Regions from separate parts of the Homo sapiens genome. Here region 2 is linked to region 1. A link is a loop called in an ENCODE intact Hi-C map of the cell type or tissue named here. Cell type or tissue: CD4-positive, alpha-beta T cell. All regions are shown on one strand. Region 1 has its middle 9.5 kb from the start of KIF3C. Region 2 overlaps CIMIP2C (ciliary microtubule inner protein 2C).

Region 1 (5,000 bases):
AATTAGCCAGGCGTGGTGGCACATGCCTGTAATCCCAGCTAATAGGGAGGCTGAGGCAGGAGAATCTCTTGAACCCGGAAGGCAGAGGTTGTGGTGAGCCGAGATCGCACCATTGCACTCCAGCCTGGACAACAACAGCGAAAATCTGTCTCAAAAAAAAAAAAAAAATTACATTAAGTTAAGCAGCCATTCAAAATGATGGTTGTGGCTGGGCACGGTGGTTCACACCTGTAATCCCAACACTTTCAGAGGCCAAAGATGGCGAATTGCTTGAGTCCAAGAGTTTGAGACCAGCCTGAGCAACATAGTGAAACCCCATCTCTACAAAAAATAAAAAACAAAAAAATTAGCGGAGTGCCGTGGTGCTGTAGTCCCAGCTACTTGGGAGGCTGAGGTGGGAGGATCACCTGAGCACAGGAGGTCAAGGCTGCAGTGAAACGTGGTTGCACCACTGCACTCTAGTCTGGGTGACAGAGTGTGACCCTGTCTCAAAAAAAAAAAAAGGAAAAGAAAAAAAGATAGTTGTGAAAACTATTAATAGCTTAATTCACCATTTATTCATTAAGCAAATATCTCCTGGGGTCTTATCATGAACCAGGCATATTTCTTTTTTTTTTTTTTCCCGAGACGGAGTTTCACTCTGTCGCCCAGGCTGGAATGCAAAGGAGCCATCTCGACTCATGGCAACCTCCGCTTCCCGGGTTCAAGTGATTCTCCTGCCTCAGCCTCCCAAGTAGCTGGTACTACAGGTGCCCGCCACCACACCCGGCTAATTTTTGTATTTTTAGTAGAGACGGGGTTTCACCATGTTGGCCAGGATGGTCTCGATCTCTTGTCCTCATGATCTGCCTGCCTCAGCCTTCGAAAGTGCTGGGATTACAGGCATGAGCCACTGTGCCGGGCCTGAACCAGGCATATTTCTAGGCACTGGGAGAAATTATCTCATTGCACATTAATGGGAAGAAGAAAACATAAACAGATAAAGAAATATCTAGAATGTCATATTGTGGTAAGTGCTGTGAAGAAAAACAAAATGGAGTAAGGATATAGGGAATGACAAAGAAGTATTTTAGGAAGCACGGACAAAAAAGCTTCTCTGAGGAGATGACATTTGCAAATACAAGTGAATGACAGGAAGGAGGGAAGCCGAGTGAGACGCTGGGAGAGAGAGCTTGCAGGCAGAGGAAAGAGCAAGTGCGCAGGCCCTCAAGCTGGAAGGTGCTTGGCAGGACTGAGGAACAAGGAGGCCAGTGTTGTTGGATGAGAGTAGGGAAGGGGGGAATAGGAACACATGATACAGGAGAAGGGACCAGGAGCTTGATAGAGTACAGTGTACGTGCCCCAACAAGGACTTTGGATTTCATTCTTTTCTTTCTTTCTTTTTTTTTTTTTTTTTTTTTGAGGCAGAGTCTCTCTCTGTCACCCAGGCTGGAGTGCAGTGGCATGATCTCGGCTCACTGTAACCTCCGTCTTCCGGGTTCAAGTGATTCTCCTGCCTCAGCCTCCCAAGTAGCTGGGATTACAGGCATGCACTACCATGCCCGGCTAATTTTTTGTATTTGTAATAGAGACAGGGTTTTGCCATGTTGGCCAAGCTGGTCTTGAACTCCTGACCTCAGGTGATTCGCCCACCTCAGCCTCCCAAAGTACTGGGATAACAGGCGTAAGCCAGTGCGCCCAGCCTGGATTTCGTTCTGAGAGGGATGAGACGTCATTGGAGGATGGAGAGGAGGAGGTAGGATGATTTGATATGTAGTTCTGAAGGAAGACTCTAGCTGTTCTGTCGCAGAGGAAGAGTAGGAGGATAAGGGTGGAACCAGGGGTTCCTGTTAAAATACTACTGCAGCGTGCAGGTGAGAGATGTAGGGGGCATGGACTAAGAGGGTAGTGGTGGTAGCATGGAGAGTTTTGGAATCAGGATCAACAGATTTTCTAAGTAGAACCGGGATAGCATTTGTTGATGAATTGTATTTAGGGTAAGAGGAAGAGGAGTCAACATGTACGATGCTTTAAAACAAAATTGAGACAATTCTATATAGAGTTTGGTCAAAACTCTTTTAAAAATGTTCTTAAATTACTTTTGGAACAAGACACTTACTTATAGCAAATTAGAAGAACTCGAGTTGGGGAGACACAATATATTCATAGATGGATGGATAGCACCATTTAAAAAAGCAGATGGTAATTGCACATCGTACAAATTGCCCCAGAAGGTAAGGAAAGGAAGAGGCCCCTAGGTCTGGAGGAGGCAGGTAGTGTTGAAAGAGGAAGGTAGAGTTAGACCAGATAGAGGTGGATTGAGGGCTGAGCCTCAGGGCTTAGGACAGGGTGGTAGGAAAAACACTGTCTTTCGAGTGGGAGGAATTAGGCTCAAGTTCCAGTGCAGCCACTTACCAGGTAAGTGAATGTGAAGATTAGATAAAACATCTGTGACCCACCCATTAGGTTCTCAGTAAAGGGGAACAACTATGAACTGTTCTTTTTATAATATCCAGAGTCTTAATTTTCAGATTTTTCTATGATTTTTTTATTTAGGTTGACAAATCCTGTTCACCAGAAATTACAGCAGAGATTGTAGACAGGAAGCTGCAGAGGAAAGAGGCACAATGAGAAATCAAGCTTGGACACATTTGGTAGACTCCTATAGTTAGGTAATAACTCATACAGTTAGGTAATTGCATAACGATTGATAGCCCAGAAATTGGAGCTCATCCAGTAATTCTGTCACATAGTCATGTCTCCCTCTGCTGGCAAAACTTGGTTTGTTTGTTTTTGGTTTTGGTTTTGAGATGTCGCCCAGGCTGGAGTGCAGTGGTACGATCTCGGCTCACTGCAACCTCCACCTCCCAGGTTCAAGTGATTCTCCTGCCTCAGCCTCCTGAGTAGCTGGGATTACAGGCTCGTGCCACTAGGCCTGGCTAATTTTTGTATTTTTAGTAGAGACGGGGTTTCGCCATGTTGGCCGGGGTGGTCTTGAACTCCTGACCTCAGGTGATTTACCACCCACCTCAGCCTCCCTAAGTGGTGGGATTACAGGCGTGAGCCACCGCACCTGGCCTGTTTTTTGTTTTGTTTTTTTAGAGACAGGGTCTCCCTCTGTTGCCCAGGCTGGTCTCAAACTCCCAGGCTCAAGGGATCCTTTTGCCTCAGCCTCCCGAAGTACTAGGATAACAGGTGTGAGTCATTACACCCAGCCAGAACTTGGTTTTTGTAGGGTAAATCCAAACCTGAATTACTTGTATTTGAACATTTGTAGACCCCAGGATTACCAAAGAGTGAACTCTGTCTTCTTTGTAGAATCTTACTGTGGCTGTCATTGGGACCACACTGGAAGAAGGTGGTGGAACGGGAATCCCCTGTGGAAAAATGACTTTTGTTGTTGTTGTTGTTGTTGAGACAGAGTCTCGCTCCATCACCTAGGCTGGAGTGCAGGGGCGCAATCTCAGCTCACTGCAACCTCTGCCTCCCAGGTTCAAGCGATTCTCCTGCCTCAGCCTCCTCAGTAGCTGGGACTACAGGCACCTACCACCACACCTGGCTAATTAAGGTATTTTTGGTAGAGGCAGGGTTTCTCCATGTTGGCCAGGCTGGTCTTGAACTCCTGACCTCAAGCAATCTGCCTGCCTTGGCCTCCCAAAATGCAGGGAAATACAGGCGTGAGACACTGCGCCCTGCCAAGAACTTTCATTATCAAAGGAAATGCAGCAAAGGAGCTTCTTCCTCCCACCAAGCCAGTGACGGGTCTGTATTCAATGAAGTTGTCATTCAAACCAGGACTGGGAAGCAACTGATCTGTACCTTACCATCATAGGAAGCTCACCCCGTAGCACAGGGGAAACACTAGGAGGGCTGCAGGTTTGGAGTCTGTAGACTGTGCCACTTGGCTGCGTTTCCTTTCTTAGTCACTTAATCAGTCTGAAGCTTAGGGTCCTCCTTATAATGTGAGGATATTAATAGTTTCTCCTTTCCTGGGATTTATGTGAAGATCAAGTGAGTAACAAATGTGATAATACTTTATTAACTGTTAATCACACTACAAATCTAAGGGTTTATTACTGTGATTTCTTTGTCTCACCTTTCCATTCTCTTGCCTTGAAGGTTTTTTTTTCTTTTCTTTGAGACAGAGTTTCGCTCTTACTGCCCAGGCTGGAGTGCAATGGCACGATCTCGGCTCACTGCAACATCCACCTCCTGAGTTGAAGCGATTCTCCTGCCTCAGCCTCCCGAATAGCTGGTATTGCAGGCGCCCGGCTAATTTTTGTATTTTTTAGTAGAGACAGAGTTTCTCCATGTTGGCCAGGCTGGTCTTGAACTCCTGACTTTGTTATCCGCCCACCTCAGTCTCCCAAAGTGTTGGGATTACAGGCGTGAGCCACCACGCTCGGCCTTTTTAATACATATTTATTTATTTATTTATTTATTTATTTATTTATTTATTTATTCTTGCCTTGAAGGTCTTTAAACATTCATTCATGGCCAGGTGCGGTGGCTGATGCCTGTAATCCCAGCACTTTGGGAGGCCGAGGCAGGTGGATCACCTAAGGTCGGGAGTTCGAGACCAGCCTGACCAACATGGAGAAACCCTGTCTCTACTAAAAATATACACAAAAAATTAGCTGGATGTGGTGGCGCATCCCTGTAATCCCAGCTACTTGGGAGGCTGAGGCAGGAGAATCACTTGAACCTGGGAGGCAGAGGTTGTGGTGAGCCGAGATCGCACCATTGCACTCCAGCCTGGGCAACAAGAGCAAAACTCTGTCTCAAAAAAAAAAAAATTAATTCATTTGCTTAATGGCCAATATTAACTATATTAACTATATAACAATATTATATAATAAATATATTAACTATATATATATATATATTTTTTTTTTTTTTTAAATAGGGTCTCTCTCTGTTGCCCAGGCTGGAGTGCAGTGATGCAATCTTGGCTCACTGCAACCTCTGCCTCCTGGGCTCAAGCCATCCTCCCACCTCAGCTTCCTGAGTAGCTAGGACTA
Region 2 (5,000 bases), 590 kb before region 1:
GCAGGGGGCCAAGCCAAATGGGATGAAGGTCCCTAGCAAGATACATGTCCTTCCCTCCCTTCATCAAAACCCCCGACCCCCAGCACCTCACAGTTCACAGCTGCACAGAGACGTGCACATAGCAGCCATTCCAGCCGGTGCCCGGCTCCCCACTCCCCTTCTGAGGGAGAAGGCATCTTGGCCCTGATTGTGGGACCAGCAATTAGAGTTTATTTGCTTTGCTATTCAGCCAAGCCCTGGAATGAATTTGGCCACCACAGACAGCCTTTGGGGTCCAGCTCCTCAGGGACTTTGAGACACAGAAGAAGCCCCCCATTGGGTTTTTCTTATTTACACTGTCCTGGGGGAGGTGTCTAATCGCTGGCTACAGAGGAGGGGCTGCTTCAGCCCCAGGTGTACTTGAACCGGGCTGTGTTCCCCTTGCAGTTAGGTCCTGATTCACCCATTGAAGGACAATAAGGGCCTTGTCCCTTAATGGAGGGCCCTTGATCAAATCTAAGAGGTGCTGGAATGTTGGAGAAGGTCCCCGCCTTGGTCTAAGGTCCCCATCCCAGATCCTGTCACTGAGGGGCTCTCACCCCCGTCCCACCCCTGCCCCAGCAGGCAGGAGCCTCCTGGGAGGTAGGAAGCAGCAGCCTTGTGGGAGCAGACCCTCCAGACCCTCAAAGACCACCCCAGGCATGTGGCTTCAGCACCCATGCCCAGCATCCACTTCCGGCCTGGGGCCCCGAAACATAGGGATTCCTGGAAGAGTTGTCTGGTCCTAGGTCATTCCCTCCCATCGTCTTCTAGAAACAGCTTCAGGGGTAGATGCTGCATCCACCCTACCAAGCCAGCCTAGGCAGAATGCAGAAGGTGCCTGCTGCACACAGCTTCTTCTCCCAGGCTCCGCCCTCCACAGACTCCTTCAGGATCCCCAGGTTTATGTCTTCCCCGCCCCTCAGTCTCCACATGGACCACAAGCAGGCTGTGTCGTGGAAAAACCAGGGCTTGGGAGTCAGAAAGACCTGAATTCAAATTCTGGCTGTGTTACTTCCCAACTATGTAAGCTTGGGCAACTTTCTCACCTTCTCTGAGCCTCAATATCTTTATCAGTAAAGTGGGGATAATAACACCTCTTCCCTCACAAGTGATCGTGTGGACAAAACGACGCCAAGTCAGGGCTCTGATGAAAATTCCTTTCCAATCACACCCAGTGCAATTATTCTGGGGTCATTTCCCCTTCATTCTTAGACCGGCGCAATTGGACTTCCTTGCTTATACCAGTGGAATCTGGTGGGAGGTCTCTGTACCTGAGTGACCTGCCACTAAGACTAGGGAACCCTACATTCCTCAACTCCATTTGCCCCACCTTGGGGAGAAGGTAGCTGGACCTGCCAGGTAGCCGGACACCACTTTTCCTTGGCTTGAGTCCCTGGGACAGAGCTTTCCGCAGGCCCTCAGGACACAATGCTGTGTGACCTTCAGGGGGCATTTCCTGCTGTGGCCGAGTGTCCCTGGGATCCAGAGGAGAGATGGGTAGCATGGTCATGGCTAAAGATTTTATTCCAAGCAAGCCAGGCTGGTCACGACCCAGGATCTCAGGCATCAGGCTCTGCTCTGAACTAAAAGTCTCATGCTCTGAACTCAAAGTAGCAGTCTCTCTTTTTCCGCTCCTGTGGAGAGACCCTCTTCCCTGATGGGAAGGTCTGGTAGGTCTTCAGGTTCTCGGGGGCTAGTCTTAAAAGGTGCCACTTCTTCTTTGGGCACAGAGGAGGCCTAGGGGTGAGGATGGGACTGGTGTTATGCAGTGTGCCAGGGAAGGAAGGTGGTGCGTGCCCACCCACAGCCCCACGTGCCCACTTTCCAGCTCAAGCTGACCTGCCGGCTACTCGTCAGTTTAACACCTGATAAGTCCCCCTGGACTTGGGGTGGGAATAACCTGTATTTACATAATGGCACAGTGGTTAAGAGTGAGGACACAGATGTCAGACAGACCTGGGACGGACTCTGGTCCTAACTCCTGCTAGAAGTGTGCATATTTAAGAATGGCCCAGTGGTGGTATCCCCCTCTTAGCTTTGACTTGAGGAATAAATGCAGTAATGCATGTGAAGCTCTGGACAAGGAGTAAACACACAACAAATGTTCTAAGAAATGGTGATGGTGCTGATGGAGGGGATTCCGGGAGGGAGGGGCTTGCCCCAGGCCTGTCACTGACCCTCTTCTCCCAACCACCTGGTTGGCCCTTTGCGTTCGTTGTGAAACTGTCAGCAGCAGTGCAAGTGGCCAGGCAACCTGAAGAAGGAACAGAGTTGAGATGTCCCGCTCTCCCCACAGTGATGGGGATGGGGGGCAGATCCTGGCCAGAGCCATCTCAAGAGGATACCTGTCCCCAGGAGAGTCCCACTATACTCTAGGGATGGACTGGCTCAGAGCCATTCCAAGATTAGAGAGAGCCCCCGAGTCCTAGAGGTGGTGATGGGAGATGCTGCTTCCTTTCCAAGCTCTGCCTCCAACCATCCAGGCCACGCAGCACAAGTTCCCCAGGCGATCAATGAGCCTCACGTTCCCTTTTTTGTAAAATGATCCTGTCTGACTTGCAAAAAGGAACTTTTAGATGCAGTGAAGCCTGTTTCTTTAAAAACCATTAAACTTATGAAAACAGATGCTGTTTTATCAGTAAGGATGATGGTGAATCTTAGGACTCTGAGGCAAGCCGGGAGTGGTTGGCATGGAGCTAAATCCCAAGCTCTATCCACTGACCTCCCAGGCCAGGCACCACCCACCACCCTACCCCACTCCAGGACACCTCGTGTGAGCCAATGATCCCCCTGCCTGCGCTTCAGGAAGGAGAGAGCACAGAAACCACAGTACCCAAGTCATCTTTCAGGGCAGAGTGGGCCTTCCCTGGAGAAAGGAGCTCTCCTAGATAAAAGCAGAGAGGGGCAGGAGGCAAGGAACTTTCCTATTTAGTTAGATGGACAGAAAGTCCTTAGGAGAACATTTTCCAAATGTGAACGGGACCGGGGGAGATTCCTGCTCGGTGTAGTGCCCTCTGTATCCACCAGAGGGCAGCAGCTCCTTACTGCGCTCTGCATCGGCGCCCACGTTAGGACTAGTGTAGCTGCCAGGCTGCCTTTGCAGGCGGGGCATCAGTCCGCAGATTCAGGCCCACTAAGCTTACGGAGCTTCTCCCAAACTCCCAGTGCATCTGGCCGGGAAAGCACTCTTCCTGATTCGCCCATTCAGGCTACCACCATCCCCCCTGAGGCTGCCAATGCCCTGACCCCCTTGCTCTGTAACCATCACTCTCTGCACTGCACGTTTTAGGGCAAGATCCTCAACTCATTTCTCAGTCTGTGTGCTGTGCATGCCTGGCCGAGAGCAGGTGCCCCATGGGTGCGTTTCTTGACTGCGTAGATGAAGGGAGGGCAGGCACTCACAGGACGGTGGGGAGGGGGTACCGTTCCGGCTCCCTCACGGGCATCGCAAAGTAGGGGACTCGAGGCACTGTGCCCGTCTTGTCTTGATAGTACTTCCGATGCTGCTGGACCATCTATGGTTCAATCAAGGAAGAGATGACAGGTTGTTAGTGCACAGGACTGACCACAGGCACCTGCAGTCCATGCCTCGCTGCACCTGGGCAGGGTTGGGGGCCACCTCCCCTAATGCCCCCGGAGGAGTCCCGGAGTTGCTGGGGCCCCAACTCAATTGCCAACCAGCTGGGTGTCCTCACTGAGTCACGACTTCTCATCTGCCTAATGGGAATAACGACACCCACCAGACCAGCTTTGCTATGGAGAGTAAACAAGACAAGGGACAAGCTCAGACTGAGTACAAAAACCCAGCCCCGCAGGCGTACGCACACCTGCTGTGCACACAGGCACCATGTCCGCCTGGCCTGTGTTTCCTCCCCCCTCTCCTTCCCCACTGTACGGGGCATGTTCTGTTGAGCGCCAAGATGGAGGGAGAGGCTTTGGCAGACCCCCTGAGATGGTCGCACATGGCTCAGAGGCTGGTGGCATCAACCTCCTCCTCTCCCGAGGAAGCTGCTTTACTCATACAAGTTCTCTGCCCTGGGGCCAGGACACACCTTGTCCTTGCAATCAGGCTAGAGGGGGAGGCTTGTGAGAGAAGGTGATGGAGAGAGTAAGGTTTTGGGAACACAGGAGAGAATGAACCCTTATCCCTGCCAAGGGCATAAGGGCCAGCTCAGGCCCATGCACCTGTGGTCTCTGGGGATGTGTCTGAACCACATCCAGGGAGGCTTTACCAGCCTGAACAGCAGGACAAGAACAACAGGGGTGTGGGTGGGTCCCCTTCCTCGAGCTCACTCCCTGCAGGGCAGTCTCGCCCAGGCTGGGGCTGAGAGTGACTCAGAGCATGCCCCCAGGGGGCTGCAGGGCAGGGAGGGGTGAGCAGGCTCCAGGACACAGGTGGATAAATGCCGTGGGGCTGGAACTGGGGCTGGGGGCTGTAGTGGGGCCTTTGCTCGTGTGTTATTCATCTGGTGGGTGGATCTTAGACCTTATACTCACCTACAAAATATATGGCATTCCACAGATCCAAGAGACTCCAGGGGGCAGAAGGTAAGGGCAGGAGCCTAGAGACAGGTCCCTAGAGACCCCTAGCTCCACTGGCAGTGGGAGTGAGCAGGAGTTGGGGGTCCTGAAGCCCCGGGAGGTGGGGAGAGATCAGAGGGGCAAAGTCCTGAGCCTCCTTACTCCCTTTAGCCAAGCCCACCATGCTCTCTGCTGGCTCAGGGGCTCTGAGAAAGGAAATCAAGACACTGTGGCAGGTGCGAGGTCTCCCCCTGGCCCCTGGCCATCACTCCCTTCCCGTGGTGGGGGCAGGTGGGCAGGAGGGGAGGCCACAGGGCAGCCCCACACAGCTTACCTGGTAGAAATTCGTAAGCTCTGTGGAGCGATGGCTGTCCAGGTTGAAGCGAGTGTAGCTGGGCTTGTGCAGCCAGCGGTCCCGGGTGCTGGCGCGCTCCATCAGCAGGAGGTTGGGGTTGGTG

The links. Peaks named below come from ENCODE experiments on the same cell type or tissue, not always from the same donor. Only the 100,000 strongest peaks of a DNase experiment are listed, where the experiment ranks them.
Region 2: a loop joins it to region 1, with 8 times the contacts of the local background. A loop is called at or near these places in 5 of 110 quality-filtered maps.

What each region holds. Positions count from the first base shown.
Region 1 is chr2:25,989,463-25,994,462 of GRCh38, reverse strand. No RefSeq gene overlaps it. Among named protein-coding and RNA genes, the nearest start is that of KIF3C, 9.5 kb to the right of the region's middle. RefSeq lists a silencer at 2,616-2,665. In CD4-positive, alpha-beta T cell, CTCF peaks have their summits at 2,565 and 2,768 (motif pointing left); a DNase peak (open chromatin) is centred at 2,722; H3K4me3 peaks cover 460 bases.
Region 2 is chr2:26,576,052-26,581,051 of GRCh38, reverse strand. CIMIP2C (ciliary microtubule inner protein 2C) reads right to left here. Exons shown (of 4, transcript NM_001105519.3): 2 at 4,877-5,000; 3 at 3,424-3,536; 4 at 1,528-1,758. The coding sequence ends at 1,614. Among named protein-coding and RNA genes, the nearest start is that of CIMIP2C, 16 kb to the right of the region's middle. RefSeq lists an enhancer at 4,220-4,794. In CD4-positive, alpha-beta T cell, CTCF peaks have their summits at 2,833 and 3,035 (motif pointing right); a DNase peak (open chromatin) is centred at 3,071; H3K27me3 peaks cover 733 bases.